Linked DNA regions of Homo sapiens: region 2 is linked to region 1. Evidence: read pairs that join two places in POLR2A ChIA-PET (ENCODE). Cell type or tissue: GM12878. All regions are shown on one strand. Links, peaks and the distances in the headings refer to the core of each region. The heading gives the core; the rest is flanking DNA.

Evidence for each region. Peaks named below come from ENCODE experiments on the same cell type or tissue, not always from the same donor. Only the 100,000 strongest peaks of a DNase experiment are listed, where the experiment ranks them.
Region 2: POLR2A ChIA-PET joins it to region 1 with 6 read pairs; 2 of 35 experiments call an interaction of 5 or more read pairs at or near these places.

The regions. Positions count from the first base shown.
Region 1 is chr7:45,030,593-45,036,535 of GRCh38, forward strand. All of the region lies in intron 1 of CCM2 (CCM2 scaffold protein), which reads left to right. Among named protein-coding and RNA genes, the nearest start is that of CCM2, 33 kb to the left of the region's middle. In GM12878, for the core only: no CTCF peak of the experiment used is centred there; a DNase peak (open chromatin) is centred at 2,836; H3K4me3 peaks cover 657 bases; H3K27ac peaks cover 1,255 bases.
Region 2 is chr7:44,665,653-44,671,595 of GRCh38, forward strand. OGDH (oxoglutarate dehydrogenase) reads left to right here. Exons shown (of 23, transcript NM_002541.4): 5 at 1,084-1,199. Among named protein-coding and RNA genes, the nearest start is that of OGDH, 62 kb to the left of the region's middle. In GM12878, for the core only: no CTCF peak of the experiment used is centred there; no DNase peak of the experiment used is centred there.

The sequences.
Region 1 (5,943 bases), core at 476-5,475:
TTTTTTAGAGACAGGTCTCGCTATGTTGTCCAGGCTGGTCTTGAACTCCTGGCCTCAAGCGATCCTCTTGCTTTGGCCTCCCAAAGTGTTGGAATTACAGGTGTGAGCCACTGTGCCTGCCCTCAATTTATTTTATTTATTTTTTTCTTGAGACGGAGTCTCACTCTGTCACCCAGGCTGGAGTGCAGTGGCGTGATCTTGGCTTACTGCAACTGCTACCTCCCAGGTTCAAGCAATTCTCCTGCCTCAGCCTCCCGAGTAGCTGGGACTACAGGTGTGCACCACCATGCCCGGCTAATTTTTGTATTTTTAGTAGAGACGGGGTTTCACCATGTTGGCCAGGGTGGTCTTGAACATCTGACCTCAGGTGATCCACCTGCCTTAGCCTCCCAAAGTGGTGTGATTACAGGCGTGAGTCATTGCACCTGGCCTCGATTTATTTTTTAACTAGAACTTTCCTTTAAATTTATTTTCTTTCTTTTTTTAGATTTAAAGAGAACAGGGCCTTGCCCAGGTGCAGTGGCTTACACCTGTAATCCCAGCACTTTGGGAGGCCGAGGTGGGTAGATCACTTGAGGTCAGGAGTTTGAGACCAGCCTGGCCAACATGGTGAAACCCCATCTCTATAAAAATACAAAAATTAGCCAGGTGTGGTGGTGCACACCTGTAATCCCAGATACTCGGGAGGCTGAGGCAGGAGAATCGCTTGAGCCCGGGAGGTGGAGGTTGCAGTGAGCCGAGATCACACCACTGTACTCCAGCCTGGGCTGTATAGTGAGACTCCAGGTCAAAAAAAAAAAAAAAAAAAAGAGGGCCTTGCTTAGTCACTTAGGCTGGAGTGCAGCGGGCAGTCATAGCCCACTGCAGCTTTGAGCTCCTGGGTTCAAGTGATTCTCTCCCCCCAGTCTTTCAGGTAGCTAGGACTACAGACGTATGCCACCACGCTCAGCTTTTTTCTTTTTAATTAATAATTATTATTTGTTTTGAGATGGTCTTGCTCTGTCACCCAGGCTGGAGTGCAGTGGTGTGATCACAGCTCACTGCAGCCTTGACTTCCTAGGCTCAAGTGATCCTCCCACTTCAGCCTCCCAAGTAGCTGTGACTACAGGTGTGTGCCACCATGTCCTGCTAATTTTTATGTTCTAATTTTTGTATTTTTTTTAAAAGATGAGGTCTCACCCTGTTGCCCAGGCTGGTCTTGAAGTCCTGACTCTAGTGATCCTCCCATCTTGGCCTCCCAAAGTGTTGGGATTACAGGTGTGAGCCACTGCGCCCAGCCATCAGCTTAAATTTTGTGTTCAAAAGCAACTTCTTTTCCAAAAATCTGAGGTGGCTTCTTGTTCAGTTTTGTATCTGGAATAGCAGAGAGCTCTTCCCCAGCACCGGCTGTCCCTCCTACCACCCCCTGCAGCTGAGAGCTGAGCAAACATTACCTCTGAAAAGCCCCATCATCCTCAGCGAGAACAGCAGCTACCCTGCATTCCGTGCTGAATGGGTAGGAGTGGCAGAGGGAGGCTGCAGCAGATGTGCAAAGATGCATTTCTTTACTTAATAGTGTTAATATTCCACTTTCTAGGAAGGCTTACCCATCAATTAAAATTATTTGAGACATTAAAAAAAGAAACTTAGGGTAGCTGCTATTGAAGACTAAGGACTAGGGCCAGAGAGACGCCTGCCTCCAAGTAGTCCACAGAATCTGCTTGTTAAAATGTTCGTGATTTGGAGGCCCAGGTAGAAGGGGCAGGTTCCTCTGAAGCGCCTTGGCATGCCCTATCTTTGGCGTTCCGGGGTCGCCCTCCTCTGCTAGTCTGTGAGCAGTCAGAAGGTTGTATCTCCTGTTCATTCCTCTCCTTGTCTCTTGCTGCTCAGAACAGCAGCTTTAAGAACAGGGTGGCTGAGCCCTAAGTGTACCTTTGGAGCATCCTGTGTGTCTTCAGCATTGATTGACTGTTTTTACTGTGGATTTAATTTCAGTTACTTTACTCTGGTCTTACTACTTCGGCTTGACTGTGACATCGTTGAGGGCAGGGGCTGTGTCACCTCTAACCAAAGGGCCTCCCCAGATGCCTAGCCTGGTCCAAGCGTTCCATCAAGAGTCAGTACCAGCGTTTATTGCTGTCCAGTCTGTGCAAGCTCCATGCTGGCTGCTGGGTAAGAGCCAAGGGCAGCCAGGCCTAATGGCTCATGCCTGTAATTCCAGCACTTTGGGAGGCTGAGGCTGGTGGATCACCTGAGGCTGGGAGTTTGAGACCAGCCTGGCCAACATGTTGAAACCCCATCTCTACTAAAAATACTAAAATTAGCCAGGCATGGTGGTGGGTGCCTGTAATCCCAGCTACTCCAGAGGCTGAGGCAGGAGAATTGCTTGAACCGGGGAGGCAGAAGTTAAGTGAACCAAGATTATGCCATTGCACTCCATCCAGCCTTGGTGACAAGAGCAAAACTCCGTCTCAAAAAAAAAAAAAAAAAAAAAAAAAAAGAGCAAAGGCCAGAGGAGGAAAGAGCTGAGCTCGATGTAGGGAAGAATTGATGTGATGCTTGGGCAATAAGAGGCATCTACAGATGGCCGTCCTGGTTTCCTTGCCCTGCAAGAGTTCCTACTATTTCTCACTGCCTAACTGCAGAGGGTCTCTCTTTAGGGGTGGGATTGTAGGACGGGGGAGCGCCAGAGTCCTTCCCAGTGCAGACTGTAATTCTGTGTGGAGACTATAATTTTATGACCTGTACATCAACATTAAAATAACAGTGTAGGTTGCATGTGGTTTGTGGGACCTGTTGATTTGGTGTGGGCTTCTTGGTTAGAGGTTGATCTTGGCAAATCTCCTGTCTCAGAGTTGGTTTCCTGTTGCTCCCATAGGTAGATTAGTAACTAGTTTGGCTAACAGGCAGCTTTCAGAAGAGCCAACAAATGGAGCCAGGCTGCTTGCCCACACTGTCAGATTCAGAGCTCAGTCACTGTCCATGACACAGCTAGTTATCATTTAGGAGGAATGAGCTTTGGGGGCTAGCAGGCAGAAATGGTTTAGGGACAGCCATTTTCCTGTGGCTGATGTGAGATTATCCATGTCTGTGGAGATGCAAGCTTCCGAAAAGCTGGGCTCATGGGCCAAATGCCTCTGTATTTCCATAACCTCCAGGCCAGGGTCTTGCACATCATAGGGCCTGGGAGAATAAGTGAGTGGTCAAGCATACACATTTGAAAAGTAATTCATGTGCCATCTGTCACTTGAGAGTGCCAGAAGAGAGGAAATCACAGGCAAGCAAAGCCTGGTGTGTTTTTAGTGAGGCTAGAGAAACATGATTTTTTGCATGGCTAAAATTGCATCACTAAATTTTGAGGGCCGTTTTTAACTTACAGTTTACCATGATTTCTTGGCTGACAAATCATAGGTGACCATTTCTCACCATTCTCCCATGAGAACCCCGCACTGCAAACTACCTGTCATGTCCAAACTTGTCCTGGGGCTCAAAGCTTGTCAGGGATTAAGGAGAATGAAGCCCGAAAGTGCCTTAGGGACATCCTGTCTTCACTGCTGTCATAGAGCCAGGGCCTGGGCAGCACAAGGCCACATGCTTTCTGAGCCCAGGCCAGTCCCAGCAAGCTCTTATGGAAGCACTTTTTTTTTTTTTTGTTTTGAGACGGAGTCTCTCTCTTGTTGCCCAGGCTGGAGTGCAATGGTGTGATCTCAGCTCACTGCAACCTCTGCCTCCCGGATTCAAGCGATTCTCCTTTCTCAGCCTCCTGAGTAGCTGGGATTACAGGCATCTGCCACTACACCCAGCTAATTTTTGGTATTTTAAGTAGTGACGGGGTTTCACCATCTTGGCCAGGCTGGTCTCAAACTCTTGACCTCAAGTGATTTGCCAGTCTTGGCCTCCCAAAGTGCTGGGATTATAAGCATGTGCCACCATGCCTGGCCTTTTTTTTTTTTTTTTTTTTTTTGAGATGGAGTTTCACTCTTGTTGGCCAGGCTGGGGTGCAATAGCACAATCTCGGCTCACTGCAACCTCCGCTTCCCCGGTTCAAGCAATTCTCCTGCCTCAGCCTCCCAAGTAGCTGGGATTACAGGCGCCCGCCACCACACCCAGCTAATTTTTGTTATTTTTAGTAGAGACGGAGTTTCACCATCTTGGCCAGGCTGGTCTCTTAACTCCTGACCTCAAGTGATCTGCCTGCCTCACCCTCCCAAAGTGCTGGGATTACAGGTGTGAGCCACTGCACCCAGCTTCTGGAAGCATTTTTAAAAAGTTTTTATTTTTCTTGAGACAAGGTCTCACTCTGTTGCCCAGGCTGGAGTGCAATGGCATGATCACAGCTTACCGCAGCCTTGACCTACCGGGCTCAAGCAACCTCCTGCCTCAGCCTCCCAAGTAGCTGGTACTACATGCGTGAACCACCACACCTGGCTAATTTTTGTAGTTTTTGTAGAGATGGGGTCCCACCAGGTTGCCGGGCTGGTCTTGAATCCCTGAGCTCAACAATCTACCCACCTCGGCCTCCCAAAAGTGTTGGGATTATAGGCGTGAGCCGCTGCACCCAGCCTGGGAGCACTTTCTGTCCCCTCTGTGGTTCGTCTTAGAGCGGATCATCTTGTAAGGATGTTGGTGATCTTAATTTTTTATGCTTTTATATTTTGCCTCAGTTTAAGTGTAATCAGCAGGAAGCAGAAAATATATTCATCATTTTCAAAAAATATTTAAAAATTCAAATATTAAAAAAATACAGAGAAAAGTTAACAAAGCTACTGTATACATCATCTGGCTCCAACTGTTACCAACTCTGAGGACCTTTAGTCATCCTTACTCCATGCTCTCCCCTACCACCGGATGTACTGAGCAGCAGAGAATGGGACCTGGGAGGGGGCCTATTCCAGGTCAAAGGGGAGAGACTACTCCTGGTCAACGGGGAACTACTCTGGGTCTATGAGAGGACTAGTTCAGGTAGATGAGGGACTACTCCAGGTCAATGGGGAACCACTCTGGGTCAAGGGAAGACTATTCCAGGTCGGGCAAGGGGAGCTATTCCAGGTGAAGAAGGCGGATGCAGGGGTGGGTCCAGTCAGCCCAAGTGAGAGAGGAAGCATTTTAGCAGATTATAGGGCTTTAAGCCTGGGTCACAGGTGTGTCACCTGTTGGGGGCACGAATGAAGAGCTTAGGCTGTGATGCTGGTCCAACTTTATTATAGTCTGTGGTAGTGATGAGTAGGAGACAGTCTGATTATATACATATATACATATATATATATATGTATAGACAGCAGTGGAAGAAGAGATAAATTTTAACTTATTGTCAAGGTAAATACAGTCATAAAATTAACTGGTATATATTTTGCTTGTTCACAACATATCAGACGTGCTCAGAACTTTATGTAGATTATTGTATTGATTGCCTGTGGCACTTCTCTAAGGATTGTTAGCCTGTTGTGCAGATGGTGAGAGCTCATCCAACCAGTTTGCTTAGTAAGTGGTGCAGCCCAATGCATGCCGGAGCAGAGATCATGCCTAGGACCTGAGGAACATCTATCTTTACTGGTAGAAGAAAGAGAGCTGGCAAAGGGTGCGTGAGATGCAGGAAACACAGGGGACAGAGTGACAGAGGCGTGGTGGCAGCGTTAGTGCACTTCTCTGGAAGCAAGACTTTCTGTTGTGTTTTTTGTTTTCGTTTTTATTGAAAGAGCTTCCTGATTCCATGTCTGTTTTAGTGGGTGAATGGAATAAAAACCCAGCTATGAAAGGGTGAAATAAATAAAGGTAAGAAGGAAGCTGAGGAGCAGAAAGCTCAGCCTTGGCTGTCAGGAGGCAGCAGGGTCAGGAAAAATGTTGGGTTTTGCTCTTTGAGGATTTGTTTTATTTGGGGTGGCTTTTGTTTGCTTATTTACTTTTCCCGCTAATGCTGGAGAGCTGAGCATGATGGTGGTGGTGGGGAGGGGCTCATACAGGGCA
Region 2 (5,943 bases), core at 472-5,471, 360 kb before region 1:
GAACATTTCATCAGGTCTAGTCAGATGTTGGAGACTTCGCAAAATACCAGTTCACTGTGCATTCCTGGAGCCTGAGAAAATGCTGATGTAAGGTATTCAAGCGCTAGTGATTCTTGAACTGTGCTTTTTGCTGTACTCTAGCTGATATATTATGTCAGGAGAGATGCCAAACTGGATAAAAGAATGTATGGTGTCATTTGACAGTCTTCCTCTTTGATACAGCAAGATGAAACAAGCATATAATGCCACAGAAAGAGCTCTTCCAGCATTATTCTTTCTCAGACTGAGATGCACTTTCAGGTGAGGTGTTGTCTTCCCCCACAGTGCTGCAGCGAATATTAGTGCTTACTCAGTTGGTTCCCGCTGAGTGATTGGAGTCAGGAGATGGGAGGGTTGTACCTGTGACTGCTGAGTATTGCCTGCAGAATGGGCTCAGAACGCATAGTTCAGGAATTTCAGGAGAAGACGATGGTCCTTAATCCAAGGCTGGGGGTTGTTTGCACGCTGCTGTGCTGCCCTGTGGTGCACCCCTGCCTGGAGCTCCAACAGACAAGTTGACTTCTGGTGACTGTTTCTCCTTCACTTCTTAGTCCCCCTCCTCCAGCTTTTTGACATTCACCACATACATATATTATTGTCATATGATCTGTTCTTCTATATCAGTTCTTCATTTTCTACTTTAATTCCTCCTTAACTATTGTACTGATTTTTGATTGACTTACCCAGTGCCTTTTCATGGACCTCTCTTCCCACCCCCAAAATTGGTTATCTTTGGGACCTTGAAATAAATTTGTCTCTAAATTATGAATAATTGGTGTACTTAACTAACTTATGCATAATATGAATTTTATTGTGACTTACCTGTCATACTCTAATAGCCTCAGCTTCTATTTATTGCTAAAGTTTGTGTTTCTGGCTGTAAAATATTACTTATTTCACATATATCAGGGGCTTTTTATATGATTTTTTTCTTCTCTTTTTGCTCACCTGGGGAGTTCCTTCCCCTTTCCATAAACTGTGGTCCCTGCATGGCTGTGCCCCATCCCTCCTCATCTGGCTTGTCCTGCCCACATCGCCCTGCAGGGTTCTATGGCCTGGATGAGTCTGACCTCGACAAGGTCTTCCACTTGCCCACCACCACTTTCATCGGGGGACAGGAATCAGCACTTCCTCTGCGGGAGATCATCCGTCGGCTGGAGGTAAGAGCAGTTTCTGGAAAAATCTAATGGACTTCTTAAGAACTTGTATTGGCAGGATGGCTTTGAGACTAGTTTTATTTTTTTTCTTTGTCCTATCTTTCTATTTTATTTTTTCTCTGAGACAGAGTTACTGTCACCCAGGCTAGAATGCAGTGACACAGTTTGGCTCACTGCAGCCTTGACCTCCCAGTCTCAAACCATCCTCCCACCCCAACCTCTTGTATCTGGGACTACTGGTACACACCACCATGCCCAGCTAATTTTTTTTTAATTTTTTATTGTAGAGATGAGGTGTTGCTGTGTTCCTCAGGCTGGTCTCAAATGCCTGGGCTCAAGTCATCCTCCTACCTCGGCCTCTCGAAGTGCTGGGATTACAAACATGAACCTGTCTGTCTTTTTAAAAATTGTAAGGGAAGGAGGACTTTTGTGGCTATTGTTGCCATTTTATAGATAGAAACCAGTGGTTTTGTGATCAGCCATAGAGAGGGGAAGTAAATTCTGCTTTCAGATCCCACTAGGAGTTTATTACAGATGGAAGGAGAGTCACTTCAACCCTGAGGGACAGGCCTCAAGTCAGGGGTGGCTTCGTGCACAGCTCAGTGTCAGGGCTGCTGAGTGGTGGCCACTCTTCTTTCCTCTCTCCCTCTGTTCCTCTCATCCTTGTGTTTTGTTTCATTTTTTTCCTTCTCTCTGGACTCTGTTAGTACTAAGCCTGCCAGGAAATTCTTTCATTCACACACATTATAGACAGTGGCTAAGAGTTGTGGCTCTGCTGTTAGGCTACCTGTGTCTAGTTCTTCCATCCTGGGCAAGTCATAGCCTCCCTCAGTATAAGGGTGACTTCTATGCCCATTGCAGAGGGGAGAATGGATTTGATGAGAGGTGCATGCCAAGAGTTGGCTATTACTGTTACTTAATGCTGTTCCTGGTATTCAGAGCTAAAGGATCGAGGTTAAAATAAACTGAGGAAATACCCTGGAATGGGGACCCTCAGAATTGAGTATATATATCAGCTGGGGTCCTGCCTATCATGCAGAGTCTGAATCCTGACGTCCCTAACTAACCCAGGTTGAACCACACTGGCCATCAGGGCTCTCTGAGGCTGTTCCTCTCATGGCTGGACATTAGAACCACCTGGAGAGCTTACAGAACTGATATCCAGGCCACAGCCCAGGTCCCCTAAATCAGAAGCCCTCTAGCACCCCAGGGATTAATGCTTGCTGCCGCAAGTGAATTTTAATTTAAAACTCTCTTGTCAGTGTTTCCAGTTGGCTGCACAGTGGCTTAAAAAGATCTGAGTGTCCAGGCCAGGCACAGTGTCTCACGCCTATAGTCCCAGCACTTTGGGAGGCCGAGACAGGTGGATCATAAGGTCGGGAGTTCAAGACCAGCCTGGCCAAGATCGTGAAACGCCATCTCTATTAAAAATACAAAAATTAGCGGGGTGTGATGGTGGGCTCCTGTAATCCCAGCTACATGGGAGGCTGACGCAGATAATTGCTTGAACCTGGGAGCGGGAGGTTGCAGTGAGCGAAGATCGCGCCACTGCACTCCAGCCTGGGCAACAGAGCAAGACTCCATCTCAAAAACAAACAAAAAAAAACTGAGTGTCCAGTGCTGGCATTTTCTGTAGTTTGTGATGAGCATCCTGAAGTATTGTCAGCATCTCAGCTTGGAGCTGCTTCACCGCCTGCCTTCCTCACTTGTTGAGGAGAAAGGGGTAGAAACCAGAACTATGTGCCAGCATCAGAAGCTTGTGGCCAGTGGGATGTATTGGGCACCAGGGGGGAGTGATAAGGATTAATCCAAGAAGAATGAACCTTTGGGTCCTTCCTGTCACCTTTATCTGCACCCACATCACCACACTGACTATAGTTTCTAGTTCTGCCTACTAGCCACATGTTACTATTGAGCACTTGAAATGTACAAAATATTTGAATGACTTTTTAAATGTTGAAAAGATAATGTTTGATACATCGGGTCAAATAAAATAGGAAAATTTCATGTGGGTCTACTAGAAAAACAAATTACATATGTGGCTTACATAATGTTTCTGTTGAATGTTGCTGATCTGTGAAGTTCTTGTGTTGCCTGGACCCCCCACAAATGGCACCCCATATAGCTTCTCCAAGTGGCCCTACCCCCAAGTTATTTCACTGCTCATGTGTTCCACCCAGTTCCTTCAGTGTATTTTCTGTTACAACAGCCATCTGGTGATACCAGCCTGTGCTGAGAGCAGACTCAGCACTAGTACCTTTTACCTCAGAGGAGTCCCCTGTGGGGAGCCCGGCAGCTTTTTTTTTTTTTTTTTTTTTTTTTGAGACAGGGTCTCACTCTGTCACCCAGGCTGGAGGGCAGTGGCACAATCATGGCCCACTGCAGCCTCAACCTCTGGGATTAACCAATCCCCCTACTTCAGCCTCCTGAGTAGCTGGGACTATAGGAGCACACCACCATGCCTGGCTAATTTTTGTATTTTTTATAGAGATGAGATCTCACCACGTTGCCCAGGCTGATCTTGAACTCCTGGAGTCAAGTGATCCTCTTGCCTTCGTCTCCCAAAATGCTGGGATTACAGGCATGAGCCACTGCTCCTGGCCCCAGCAGCTCATCCTTAAACATGCTCTCACATTGGAAAGCTCCCATGGAGTCACTGTCTCCATAGCACGTCACAGTGTCACCTCTCAGGGGCCTGTTCAGGACCTTCCTTCCCAGAGAGCATAGGCATTGATGTCCCTATGGCTAACTTCCTATCTGAATCTTGAATCCCAGGTAATTTCGATTTCATCATATGAAGGGGGTGGAGGGCCTGAAGCACATTGAAGGGCTGCCTCCCTTTCAGTCCAGTTGATGCCAGAGCCTTGGAGTTGGCTCTTGTTGTCTGAGATGGTTGGACCTGTACCCAGGAGTCTAAGGCTGTATGCGCTCCTGGCCCCAGAGCAGCCCCAACTTAGAAGACTCCATTTTCACAACAGTTTACAGACATTTGCATAAAGTTCTCATTGCCCTGCCTGATGGTGATGCTTTACTTACATTTAATGTGTGTGTATGTTAGATTGGTGATATAATCAGACAGATCTTAAGCTATTGATCACGTGATGTGGTGGTCAATTTGTACCTTTTTCAAAAATTAGAGGAAATTCAACTTATTGGCTTCCTAAAAATTGTCTCATTAGAGGGAAAAACAAAGAATCAGCCCCTGAATCTTGCTGCCCTTTTCTCCTGGAGACAGGGCCAAGAACAGGAAAAACACAGCATGATCTAGTGGCCCGGTAACTACATCTCCAAGTTAATTGTTAAAGTAATGCTGATGTTGGAGAGATACTGATTTCTAGAGTTTTTAACCCAATAGTTTCTTCTGTTCAATAATGGAAATTCTGCCACCGTCAGGTGTAAAAGGGAGAGAGGAAAGGCATGGGCAGAGCCTGGGTAGCACAGTTCTGCCAGCTCTGTAATTGGAAACAGCAGTAGTGATGAAGGGAAGAGTCCTTCCCTCACAGCACCCCTCACCAGTGGGTCATTTGGGGTCGTGATGATGAAGAAGGGACAGATAGCCAGTTACTGGGTTTGCAACTCAGGCATGGACCCCATCCAAAGAGGGTAGGTCCTCTTTGAAGGTTCTCATTAACAGCCACTCTGGGGCTGGCCATGTCTTCTTGAATGGGTTTCTGCAGAAATGTAGTTTCTTCTGCTGGTCAGTACCTTGGGCACTATGGATCCCCAAGTGTCTGTAAAGTTGAGATGGTACAGTGGACTGATGTTGACTCTGAAATTAGGGATTAGGGGGCCAACTACACCCTCTTCTTGTATTTTTTGTGCATCTAATTTAGAAGTTCATAGTTTTATCTTAGATGTGATTAGAAAATATGGTTTGTGGGGCTGGGCGTGGTGGCTCAAGCCTGTAATCCCAGCACTTTGGGAGGCCAAGGCGGGCGAATCACGAGGTCAGGAGATCGAGACCATCCTAGCTAACACAGTGAAACCCCGTCTCTACTAAAAATAGAAGAAAATTAGCTGGGCGTGGTGGCGGGCACCTGTAGTCCCAACTACTCGGGAGGCTGAGCCAGGAGAATGGCATGAACCCGGGAGGCAGAGCTTGCAATGAGCCGAGATCGTGCTACTGCACTCCAGCCTGGGCAACAGAGCAAGACTCCATCTCAAAAAAAAAAAAAAAAAAGAAAAGAAAAAAAAGAAAATATGGTTTGGGGTTGTCTTAGTCCATTTTGTATTGCTATAAAGTATAAAGGAATATCTGAGGTTGGATAATTTATAATGAAAAAGGGGTTATTTGGCTCACAATCTAATTGGGCATCTGCATTTGGTGAGGGCCTCAGGCTGCTTCCACTCCTAGTGGAAGGCAGAGGGGAGCCTGCTTGTGCAGAGATCACATGGTGGGAGGGGAAGCAAGAGAGAGTGTGGGGAGGTGCCAGGCTCTTTTTAGCAACCAGCTCTCTCAAGAACTAATAGAGCAAGAACCCACTCACCTCTGAGCAAGGGCATTAATCTATTCATGAGGGATCCACCCTCACAAACAAAACATCTCCCATGTGGCCCCACTTCCAACATTGGGGATCAAATTTCATCAGGAGGTTTGTGGGGGAACAAACGGGTTAATAAAAATATCTTAAATAGCCGGGCGCGGTGGCTCACGCCTGTAATTCCAGCACTTTGTGAGGCCGAGGCGGGCGGATCACGAGGTCAGGAGATCGAGACCATCCTGGCTAACACGGTGAAACCCCGTCTC